2 separate regions of the Homo sapiens genome follow, and region 2 is linked to region 1. Evidence: read pairs that join two places in POLR2A ChIA-PET (ENCODE). Cell type or tissue: B cell. All regions are shown on one strand. Each heading gives the region's core, and the rest is flanking DNA. Links, peaks and the distances in the headings are about the cores only. Region 1 overlaps RPS6KA5 (ribosomal protein S6 kinase A5). Region 2 overlaps RPS6KA5 (ribosomal protein S6 kinase A5).

Region 1 (6,527 bases), core at 1,440-3,939:
GGAGGCCGAGGCGGGTGCATCACCTGAGGTCAGGTGAGACCAGCCTGGCCAACTTGGTGAAACGCCGTCTCTACTAAAAATACAAAAATTAGCCAGGCATGGTGGCGGGCGTCTGTAATCCTAGCTACTCAGGAGGCTGAGGCAGGAGCATTGCTTGAATCCGGGAGGCGGAGGTTGCAGTGAGCTGAGATCATGCCACTGCACTCCAGTCTGTGCAACAGAGCAAGACTCCATCTCAAAAAAATAAATAAATAAATAAATAACAAAGAAATATAATCTTTCCATTTGACATGTTATGCTTAAGGTAACATACAAATCAACTTCTTGTAAATGCTAACAAAATTGCAATTAGCAACATCTCATTTATGAGGTATTTTCTCACTTGTTAAATTTTTATTAAAAATATCACTTTAGTTGAAATTACTCCCAGAGATGCTAATAAAGTAAGTGACTATATAAAATAATAAATAAATAATCTCTTCTTATGAGTAAGTCCTAAATAATTTTGTTTTTTCAATTTAGGTTACAGCTTTACAATGGAGTTCCCTGTTCAATAACCATAACCCATGGTTATCTAGTAATTGGCAATTCATATCCATTATCTCATTAAACTTATAACAACATTGTGAGATAGGTATTATTATAATAACTTATGCCAAAGGGACTTGGGCTCACAGAGTTCATATGATTAACTCAAGAAACTCAAGTAAACAACAAGAGTGTCAAGATGCAAACTTGAGTCTTCTACGTCATCCTCGATACTCAAGTACTCTACAACCGTGTGAAAGCACCAAAACCAGAAGAGTGAATCAACTTGGCTGCATCCTTTACTCTTACATGGCAAAATTTTTCTTTTTTCCTTTTTGTCATGGTAAGACAAGACATCAGCTCTTCAAAGTACATGACCATTTATGATAAAAAAAGAAAATTCAGAGAATACTAAAGTCTTTAGCTGAGACCTTCATGCTGCACTTCATTATTAGAATTACTGATAATGCACACCCACAGGTACATTTAAACATTTTCTTCTCCCATACTTGGACAGATATCTCAAAGAAGGCAAAATGGTCAAAAGGAAGGCAGCAGAGAGATTAAAAAAGAAATAAAAATATAATCATTATTCCCCAAAATAACCCAAAATTTCATCATCAAACAAATTCTAAAAGATGAGCCAAAGATATTTCCTGGGCTTTTGGGTATCAATCTGAAGAATAATGCTAAAGACAACAGCATAAATGACATACTTGATAGACTATTATTATACTTCACACAATGCTGGATTATGGGCAGGTAGGGGGACAGGGCAACAGGGTTGGAAAAATATACAGGGATGATCGTAAGAGCTTACAATCCAGAGGAAAGATTGCAGATGTGAAGGAAAATTCAGAGAACAAGTCAGTGCTATGCTCTCTATGGAGGGCTCTCAGTGCAACAATTCAGAGAATAAAGCAATTTGGGCAGGATTTGGACAGGTGGAAAAAAAGATGAGCACTACCAATGGGGGGACAAGATAAGGCAGGGCATCAGAGGGTGGAAAAGTACACATAATTGTAGGCAAGTGAAGGAAAATAAAGTGGACTAGAAAGTAGGCGGACAAATCAACAAGCAAAAAACAAACGATCCCATTAAAAAATGGGCAAAGGATATGAATAGATCCTTCTCAAAAGAAAACATACACATTGCCAACAAGCATATGAAAAAATGTTCAACATCACTAATCATCAGAGAAACGCAAATAAAAACCACAATGAGATACCATCTCACACCAGTCAGAAGGGCTATTATTCAAAAGCCAAAAAATAACAGATACTGGTGAGGTTGTGGAGAAAACAAAATGTTTATACACTGCTAGTGGGAATGTAAATTACATCAGCCACTGTGGAAAGCAGTTGAAATTTTTCAAAGAACTTAAAACAGAAATACCACTCAACCCAGAAATCCCATTACTGGGTATATACACAAAGGAATATAAATCATTCTACCAAAAAGACATATGTACTCATATGTTCATTGCATGTTCACTGCAGCACTATTCAAAATAGCAAAGACATGGAATCAACCTAGACGCCCATCAATGGTGGACTGGATAAAGAAAATATGGTACATGTACACCACAGAATACTATGCAGCCATTTTAAAAAATGAAATCATGTCCTTTGCAGCAACACGGATACAGCTGGAGACCATTTTCCTAAGCAAACTGATGTAGGAAAAGAAAATGATCTCACTTATAAGTGGGAGCTAAATATTGAGTACACATGGAAATAAAAATGGAAAGAATAGATACTAGGGCCTACTTGAGGGGAGAGGGTAGGAGAAGGGTGATGGTTGAAAAACTACATATAGGGTACTATGCTCACTACCTAGGTGACAAAATCATTTTTACACCAAACACCAGCGACAGGCAATTTATTCAGGTAACAAACCTGAACATGTACCCCCAAACCTAAAATAAAAGTTGGGGAAAAAAATAGAAAGTAGGCAGAATATCAGGGTAAGCTGGGCGAAAAAAGACAGGGGAAACTGAAAGCAAGGCAAGAATTTGGGCTTGAATAGTTAAATGGGAAAAAATGCAGTATATGTTCTTAAATAGAAAAACTGCACGAAAATGTTGTATTTTAGCAAGACTGTATATTACGTATAACAGCATATGATATTAAAATGCACAAATGGAAGAGAGCCTACAGAAAGGCAGACAGGTTAAGACACCCCTTGAAAGAATCCATGCATAAGGTAAAATGAGTGATGGCACTTTCCGTTCTTAGGCCCAGAAAAGGTAAATCCAAGGATCACTTTAAGGGGAAAATTATAGGACTTTGTGAGAAAATAGAAGTAAAGAGGCTGGGCTGGGCGCAGCAGCTGATACCTGTAATCCCAACACTTTGGAAGGCCGAGGCAGGTGGGTCACTTGAGGTCAGGAGTTTGAGACCAGCCTGGCTAACATGGTGAAACCCTGTCTCTACTAAAAATACAAAAATTATCCGGGCATGGTGGTGCACATTTGTAATCCCAGTTACTCGGGAGGCTGAGGCAGGAAAATAGCTTGAACTTGGGAGGCAGAGGTTGCAGTGAGCTGAGATCACACCACTGAACTTCAGCCTGGGTGACAGAGTGAGACTCCATCTCAAAAAAAAAAAAAAAAAAAGAAGAGAGATAAAGAGGTCAAAATAGATAGAGAAGAATCCAAAAAGAATCCAAAATTATTTAAAAGTTTCTAGCTCAGAAAACTGATCAAGGTTAGTGATAGGCCAAAGGAAACCAGATAGTTCAAGAGAAGCAAGTCAATCTGAGTAAAAAAGAGTTTTATGCATATTAGATGTATTTAAGTGTCAAAAAGTAAATCTTTGATATTCAAATATTCCACAGTCTTCAAGATATTTGATGAATAGCATTTTTTTCTAGTTTAAATATATAGAAATTAATTCATCAGAAGAGTTTTCAGTTTCATTTCCAAAGAAAACCTTACATGACACATGAAGACATCTGATGAGTCTTTCCTATTATTCTAAGTAGTGCTGAAAAAAATTTATCTTAAAAAGGTAATGAAACTGAAAGATTAGTGGTAAAATTTTTGAATAAAAATTGAGATTTTATTATATTCATTATAAAAGCTTCCACCTACTCCATTTAGTCATCAAAACTGTGATTTTTTAAAGGCAGATATACTTACAATGACATTTCTTAGTTATCCCATCTTCTCATAAGAGACTACACTGTCAGCTGGCAAAAAGGAAAAGCAGTCTCCATGGCTGACAACTGATCCATTATAAAACAGTGCACACACACAAAATGGAAATACAAAGGTAAAACATTACAGGTAAACTGTTTCCTTACCTTTACAGAATTGTCTTCAAGGCCTGTAACCAAACTACTCAGTGCAGATGTATAATAGATAATGAGTCAAAGTATTCAATGTGTTGAAAGAAAATACACACAAGGTTTGACTATATAAATTTGATATTAAAAATTTCACATATATAAAATGGGCTGATAATCTGCCTTCTTTATACTGTCCTAGTGTGTTTTTTGGAATCAAGGTTACACTGGACTCATACAATGAGTTGGAGGAAATAATCCCCCTTTTCCTGTTTTCTGAAAGAGTTTGTGGAAGATCAGAATTATCTATGCCTTGAATGTGTGGCAGAACTCATTCTTAAAACTGTACTGAGTGTCTTCCCAGCAAGAGGATTTTTGCTTACTGACCAATCTCTTTAACAGTTATAGGACTATGTAGGTTTCTCACACCTTTTTTCAATCAGTTTGGTAATTTACACATTTCAAGATTACTGTGCATGTTAAACTTTGAGGAACATTACTTCAGGAAACTAACTCCTGTCACCTCCCAAATTAAATGCTATTTTGTCCAATTTTTCAGTTTTCTTTTTTCAACTCCACAAATGAGACATCGTGACGAGAGCTTTACACAGTCAGTATGCTTTAGACTGTTTGTTCAGTAATTCTTTTTGCATCTCGGAAAATTCTCCAGGGATTATTTTCCTTCTTCCTAAAACTACTTCTTTTAAAATTCTCATAGGGGACCTATTGGTAGAAAACTCACTCAGCTTTTGTATGTTTGAAAATGTTGGCTGGGCGTGGTGGCTCACACCTGTAATCCCAACACTTTGGGAGGCCGAGGTGGGCAGATCATGAGGTCAGGAGTTCGAGATCGGCCTGGCTAATATGGTGAAACCCCATCTCTACTAAAAATACAAAAATTAGCCAGCCATGGTGGCATGAGCCTGTAGTCCCAGCTACTCAGGGGGCTGAGGCAGGAGAATCACTTGAACCCAGGAGGCGGAGGTTACAGTGAGCTAAGATCGTGCCACTGCACTCCAGCCTGGGTGACAGAGCAAGACTCCGTCTCAAAAAAAACAACAAGACAGAGCAAGACTCCGTCTCAAAAAGAACAACAACAACAACAAGTGTCTTTTTGCCACACTTAGGGAAAACAGTTTTGCTGAGTATACAAGTGTAGATTAACAGTTATTTTCTCTGGGCATTTTGAAGATATTATTCCACTTTACATGGCTTCCAGGGTTGCTGTTGTAAAGTCCACTGTTAAACTAATTGTTGTTCCTTTATAAATAAGTCTTTTCTCTTTGACTGCTTTTCAGGTATTTCTCTGTCTCATGTTCATCAGTTTCTCTCTGATGTATCTACATAAGAATTTCTTTATACTTGTATGCAAGTACTTGTATTTGCTCTCTGCAAATTCACGTTTAATCCTGTAAACTCCCAGCTATTATTTCTTTGAACAGTGCCTCTACTCATTCTATAAGCTCCTTCTGAAAGTCTGATTAGAAAAATGTTGTATCTTCTCTATCTATTCTCTATTTTTTTTTTTTTGAGACAACCCAGGCTGGAGTGTAGTGATGTGATCATAACTCACCGTGGCCTTAACCTCCCAGGCTCAGACAACCCTCTCACCTCAGCCTCCTGAATGGCTAGGACTACAGTCATGCATGCACCACCATGCCCAGCTAAGTTAGTTTGTTTTTCTAGAGGCAGGGTCTCACTATGTTGCCCAGACAGATGGGGATTCTCCCACCTCAGCTTCCCAAAGTGCTGGGATTACAGCTGTGAGCCACCACACCCGGCCTATCCTCTATATCTTAATAGTCCTCTCATATGCTATCTCTTTTTTCTCCATTCTATATTCTGCATATTTTCTTCAAATCTATCTTCCAATCCACAATAATTTTCTCTTTAGCTATATCTCATCTACCAGTAAAGCATCCATTAAGTTTATACTTTGAATTGTTTTTTTTTCACTCCTAGAAGGACTACTGGTTCTTTCTCCAATCTGTCTGGTCATTTTTTTAGCATGTATTATTCCGTAATATTACAATCAAATCTCTTCTTAATTAAAAACATACACATTTATATTTTATATCTAATAATTCCAACAGTCTCTTTAGGTCTAATTCTATTATTTGTTGTTTCCACTTCTTTCACTCATAGTGCTTTGCTTCTTGGATGTTTGTGATTTTTTTTTTTTTTTTTTTTTTTTTTTTGAGACTGAGTCTCACTCTGTCGCCCAGGCTGGAGTGCAGTGGTGTGATCTCAGCTCACTGCAAGCTCCGCCTGCTGGGTTCATGCCATTCTCCTGTCTCAGCCTCCCAACTAGCTGGGAGTACAGGTGCCCGCCACCATGCCCGGCTAATTTTTTTTTGTTTTTAGTAGAGACGGGGTTTAACCGTGTTAGCCAGGATGGTCTCGATCTCCTGACCTCATGATCCGCCTGCCTCGGCCTCCCAAAGTGCTGGGATTACAGGCGTGAGCCACCGCACACGGCTGGTGTTTGTAATTTTTGATAGTAAAATCATGTCTGTAAAACTTTCTTTGCTATTTCCTTAAGATCTAAGTAAATCCTCCAGAGAAGATTTACATTTGCTTTGCTAGTGCTGTTGGGAACACTACCAATTCATAAGTAGAATAAACTAAATTCATACTTGCTTGTGTGTGGTTTTTTGTTTTGTTTTGTTTTTAATATAAGACGGAGTCTTGCTCTGTGCAGTGGCTCACTG
Region 2 (6,527 bases), core at 2,198-4,697, 62 kb before region 1:
CTAAACCTCAGTGAAAACAAACTACAGAAAAATAAATTCATCTGCTAGCACTCATTCGTTTCTGTCTAGGCCCTAGCTGAACAAAGTTCCTCCTATGAGCTTAAATGCCTAGGCTTATGCTTCTTAGATTTGAGATCTGAATTTACTCTTCTGCACGGTGTGGGGAAGTAGGAAAATCTGGCCAAACATGGTGACACCCTGGGACACATGATAGAACCAGAGATATTCTCACAACTTAGCCTGCCCAGAATTCCTATAAAGCGCTGATGTCTTGATATTACTAAATAAGTGAACTAGACTCCACAGACACAACAAACTGAAGGATTACTTGAAACAGTAGAAAAATAATCTGTAAATGACCAGCATGTTGTAAAAGATAAAAGACATAAAATAAGACAGCCTGGGCAAGATGGTGAAACCCTGTCTCTACAAAAAAATTAAAAAAAAAAAAAACCTAGCAGGGCATAGTGGCGCATGCCTGTAGTCCCAGCTACTTGGGAGACTGAGCCAAGAGGAATCACCTGAGAGCAGGAGATCGAGGCTGCAGTGAGCCATGATCGCACCACTGCACTCCAGCCTCGGTGATAGAGTGAGACCCTGACTCAAAAAAAAAAAAAAAAAAAAAGAAAAGAAAAGAAGAAAAAGAATCAAATAGAGCTGTGCAAATAAAGAAACGAGGCAATAAAAAAGGCAGACTAAACGTATTAGACACAGCTGAAGAAAGACAGTAAATTAGAGGATACTTTTGCAACATTCTGGATAATCTTCTCAAGACTTAGTAAAATTGCTGGGCATGGTGGCTCACACCTGTAATCCCAGCACTCTGGGAGGCTAAGGTGAGCGGATCACTTGAGGTCAGGAGTTCGAGAACAGCCTGGCCAACATAGCTCAAATCCTGTCTCTACTAAAAATGCATGGTGGCACGTGCCTGTAGTCCCAGCTATTCAGGAGGCTGAGGCAGGAGAACTGCTTGAACCTGGGAGGTGGAGGTTGCAGTGAGCAGAGATCGCACCATTCAACTCCAACCTGGGCCACAGAGTGAGACTCTGTCTCAAAAAAAAAAAACAAAAAAAAAGACTTAGTAAAATTTACTAAAGACTTAGTAAATTTGAGAAAATTATCCAGAATATTGCAAAAGTCCTAAGCAGATTAAATAAAAATATATTCCTGATTGGCCACATTCTATTTCTTCACTTGAGTGGTGGTTACAAGGGTGCTGTCTTATAATAATTCACTGAGCCATACATTTATTTTGTTTTTGAATCTGTTTTACTTTACAATAAAAAGAGAGACATATATATGTATGTGTATATATATATATATTTAAGTGTGTGTGTGTGTGTGTGTGTGTGTGTGTGTACATATCTCACAGGTCCATTCCTAGATCTATTTATACCCAGCAGCTAAGTTATCAGTTAATATGCAGGGCAAAATAAAGCATTTTAAGACAAAGACAGAATTTATTAATCATTGAACCTTGCTAAAAAGAAATCTAACGTATGTATTTCATAAATTAATAAATTGAACTTGAAAGAAAAAACTCAGATGCAAGAAGCAAGAATAAGCAGAGAAAACAAATGTGTAAGTAAATATAAACAAGCACTGAATTTATAAAATAAAAGTAATAACTGCACAGTAATGATTGATTTGTGGAAATTTAGCAGGTAGGACTAAAATACTAAATAATATAAAAATTAGATAAATAACTGAAGTTGAAGCATTCTAACGTTCTTGTAGTGGTCATGATCGTTTGAGAGATAATGGATAATTTCAGACTCTGTTAAGTCAGAGCACAAGTCTAAAATCAGGGTAATATTACAGAAATGCCTTGTGTATAAAAATAGATAAGTAAATAAAATCAGGGTAATAACTACTAAAAGAACAGAAATAGAATATACATGACTTCCAGACCATTAGGCGGACATGAAATCAAAAGATCTTAATCATTTAAATAGAAGACAGGAAAAAGGGAAAACAGAAGCAAAGAGAAACACAAAGCAAGATAAGAGAAATAAATAAAAATATATCAGTAATCATAATATACAGGTATCATAACTCACCAGTTAAAAGACAGAAACTCTCGATCAAAAAATAAAATCCAGCTATATGTTATTTATAAAAGGCACACCTAAAACATAATGACAAAGAAAGATTGAAAGTAAAGAGATGAAAAAAGTTGTATCAGACAGCACTAACCAACAGAAAGCTGGAGTATCTTTATTAATAGGAGGAGAAATGAACTTTAAGGCAAAAGAATTATTAAAATTACGTACATTACAAAATAATAAAAGGAACATTTCACTAGGGAAATAACTCTATTCCAAGCTTGAATATCCTCAAAAATTTGTGAAAAGCTTTAAAAATATATAAAATAAAAATGGAGAGATCTTCAAGGAGAAATGGACAAATCCACAATCATCATGGGTATTTTAACATATGTTTCTTATAACTGACAGATCAAGAAGGAAAAATATTAGTAAAGATATTCAAGATTTGAATGATATTCATGAAAATATACAAAATCCTGTATCCATCAATTAGAGAATACACACATAGTCTTTCAGGCATATGTCTTTTTTCTCTTTCTTTCTTTTCTTTTCTTTTTTTTTTTTTTTTGAGACAAGGTCTCATTCTGTCATCCAGGCTGGAGTGTAGTGGTGTGATCACAGCTCACTGCAGTTTTGACTTCCCAGGCTCAAGTGATCCTCTTGCCTCAGCCTCCCAAGTAGCTGGGCTCTTGCTACCACGCCTGGCTAATTTTTGTACTTTTTGTAGAGAGACGCAGTTTTGCTATGTTGTCCAGGCTCCTGAGCTCAAGTGATTCGCCCGCCTCAGACTCTTAAAGTGCTTGGATATAGGTATGAGCCACCACTCAAAGAAAAAGTGACAATAAATATTACAGTAACAATAAAAATACTATATATAAGAACTTGTGGGATGCAGCTAGAGCTATTTTTAAAAATTCACAGCTTTATTTTAAAAAGATTAAATATTAGTGAGCTGGATGTCCAAATTAAAAGCTTAGAAAAAGAATATGAAAGAAGCTTATAGAAAGTAAAATGCACAAAATAATAAACCTCATCAAAGAAAGAGAAGAAAAATAGAAGGCTTGACAAAAGCTCTTTCTTATAAAAGACTAATAAAATGGACACTTCTAACAAAGGATCAAGAAAAGTAACAAATGAATAATATCAGTAATTTAAAATAAAACATTACTATAGTTACAGAGATTTTTAAAAGTAAGGAAATTCTGAAGAAACTGATGTCAAAGAATTTAAAAAGATAATACCATTTTCTATAAAAATGTTAACATTCAAGAAGAAATAAAAACTCTAAATATACTTGTAAATATTTTAAAAATTAAATCAGTATTTGAAAAGCTACTTGCACTCACTTAAAATGAAAAAAAAAAAAAAAGGAAAAAAACACACTCTGGCAGATTTGAAAGTGAATCCACACAAACCTTTAGAAGAAATGTACTTTATCTTACATAAACCATTCTAAATCCATTTCATGGTGCTAGGACAACCTTGATACTAAAATGTGACAAATGCAATTTTATACAGGAAAATTATAGGTCAACTTAGAAAATAAAATCCTAAGTAAAATATTAGCAAATAAAATCCAGCAATGTATAAAAAATACATATCATGGAAAGTTAAGTTTGTTCCAGGAATTGAAAGATGGTCTAACACTGAAAAAGGAAACAAAAATCTATTCATATAATTCACATCATTATGTGGTTAAAGAGAAAAACCATAAGAATTTACTTATAACAATAAAGATACTAAAAATATAATTTATCTACCAAAAACCTACAGCAAATACCATACTAAATGACTAAAATACATGTTCTTTAATGTAAAAAATACATATACACATAAAACTTGGTAGACAAATCAATAAAACCAAGCCAAACCTAAACAAAATAACCATCCCCAAACACACAGAAACTAAAAGGTATGAGAAATGAAAAGAAACAAAGCCATTATTACTTACAAATAATGGTTCTGACTTTTTTCTTTTTAATGTAGTCATCTATACAAAAATCCAAGTCAATCTATAAATTTGTGCACCTAATAAGAATTCAATGTTTTATGTATAAGGTCAACAGCATTCCTAAGCTCTGGCAAGAAAAACATAAATATTCCAGTTTTTAAAGGTAATTCTTATAATTGAAACAAAATGTATAAATAGAAATAAGTCTAATAATATATGTATAAAATATTACAGATAATAGTACAAAATATTTTTGAAAGACATAAAAAACTAAATAAATGAGAAGATCTGAACATTCACTGATGCAAATTCATTGACTGGAAGGGTCAATATTCAAAAATTGCAGTTCCCTCCAAATTAATTTATATATTCGATTCCACAATTCATGTGGAGGAACACAAAAAGCCAAGAATAGAGAAGACAGTGAAGAGGGAGGACGAAGGTCGGGGGAAAGGAGAGGGAGGTAGGGTGAGGGTGAAGAGGAAAAAGATCTCACCTTTTCAGAATCAAGACTTACTATAAAATGATAGGCTTTTTTTTCTTTTCTTTTTTGAGATAAAGTCTTGCTCTGTTGTCTAGGCTGGAGTGCAGTGGCATGATCGCAGCTCACTGCAACCTCAAATTCCTGGGTTCAAGTGAACCTTCTGCCTCAGCTTCCCGAGCAGCTGGGACTAAAGGCATGCACCAACACACTCAACTAATTTTTTAAATATTTTGTAGAGATGAATTCTTGCTATATTGCCCAGGCTGGTCTTGAACTCTTGGCCTCAAGCGATCCTCCTACCTCAGCTTCCCAAAGTGCTGAGATTACAGGCGTGAGCCACCACGCCCGGCCAGCCAGATGCTTTAAGATATTTTGGTTCTGATACAGAGCGAGGCAAACAGACAAATGGAATTCAATGAAGAGCCTAAAAACAGACTCGTAAGTATGCTTGGGAACTTAGTTATATGACAGAAGTTGCATTTCGAATAAGAAGAGAAAAGATTAACTGACTAGTCAACAAATACTTAAAAGGTAATTGGGTTATTTGTATTAAAAATATAAAATATTTCCACCTGATTTTATACCCTAAATGTAAGACCTAGAACTGTAAAAATCCTGGAAGAAAATACATGGGAAAAGCTTCATGACATTGGATCTGGCAACGATTTCTTAGATATGACACCAAAAGCACAGACAACAAAAGCAAAAATAGACAAATGGGACTATATCAAATTTAAAAACTTCTGAATATCGAAGGAAAGAAACAGAATGAAAGGCAACCTACAGAATGGGAGAAAATATTTGCAAATCATATATCTGATAAGGAGTTAATATCTAGAATATATAAAGAACTCCTAAAAACAACAAAACCCACAAATAACCTGATTTTAAAATGAGCAAAGGACTCTAATAGACATTTCTCCAAAGATAACATACAAATGGTTAACAGCATATGAAAAGATGCTCAACATCACTAATGATTAGAGATAAACGCGAATCAGAATTACAATGAGATTTCACCTTACACTCATTAGGACAGCCACTATAATAACAAAAACACCAACATAACAAGTGTTGGCAAAGATACGGAGAACCTGGAACTTTTTAGCACTGCTGGTGAGAATGTAAAATGGTGCAGCTGCTATGGAAAATAGTATAAATGTTCCTCAAAAAATTAAAAGTAGAACTACCATATGATCTAGCAATCCCCCTTGTGGGTATATATCCAAAAGAATTGAAGGCAGGCCTCTTGAAGAAATATTTGCACAACCACGTTCACTGTATTATTCACAATAGCCAAGAGGTGAGAGCAATCCAAATGTCCATCAACAGATAAACGAATAAACAAAATGTGGCATATAAATACCATGGAATATTATTCAGCCTTAATAAAGAAGGAAATCTTGTCACATGCTACAGCATGCATGAACCTTGAGAACTATGCTAAGTGAAATAGTCACAAAAATAAAATAAATACTGTACAACTCCACTGACATGGGATATCATAAGTAGTCAAACTCACAGAAATAGAAAGTAGAATGGTGGCTGCTGGGGGTTAGGGGACGGGGGAAAAGGTATAGAGTTTTAATTTTGCAAGATGAAAAAGTGCTAGAGATCTGTTACATAACAAAATGAGTATTATTAAAGCTGCTGAACCATATATTCACAAACAGTTAAGATGGCAATTTTTGTTTTGTGTTTTTTTAACCACAATTAAAATTTTTTTAAAATTAAAAAAATAAGCCGTAAAAGAAAAGATTTAGTACATTGGATATTAAAATGTTAAATGGCAAAAAAGATCATTAAACAAAATTAAAAACAAGTTAAAATTTTAGAAAAGAAATTTACAAAACATATAGTTATAAAGGGTTGGTATCTATAATACTTAACGAACTCCAACAAATCAATAACATCAGGGGAAAAAATGCAACACTGTGATAGAGAAAACATAGAAACAACCTAAATGTACCTCAGTAGGAGAAAAGATAGACTGGATAACTAATATAAAGGATTATTACACAACAGTTAAAATAAATGAAACATC

What was found. Peaks named below come from ENCODE experiments on the same cell type or tissue, not always from the same donor. Only the 100,000 strongest peaks of a DNase experiment are listed, where the experiment ranks them.
Region 2: POLR2A ChIA-PET joins it to region 1 with 9 read pairs; 3 of 35 experiments call an interaction of 5 or more read pairs at or near these places.

Annotation. Positions count from the first base shown.
Region 1 is chr14:90,988,576-90,995,102 of GRCh38, forward strand. All of the region lies in intron 2 of RPS6KA5 (ribosomal protein S6 kinase A5), which reads right to left. Among named protein-coding and RNA genes, the nearest start is that of RPS6KA5, 69 kb to the right of the region's middle. In B cell, for the core only: no CTCF peak of the experiment used is centred there; no DNase peak of the experiment used is centred there; H3K27ac peaks cover 386 bases.
Region 2 is chr14:90,925,338-90,931,864 of GRCh38, forward strand. All of the region lies in intron 5 of RPS6KA5 (ribosomal protein S6 kinase A5), which reads right to left. Among named protein-coding and RNA genes, the nearest start is that of LINC02321, 100 kb to the left of the region's middle. In B cell, for the core only: no CTCF peak of the experiment used is centred there; no DNase peak of the experiment used is centred there.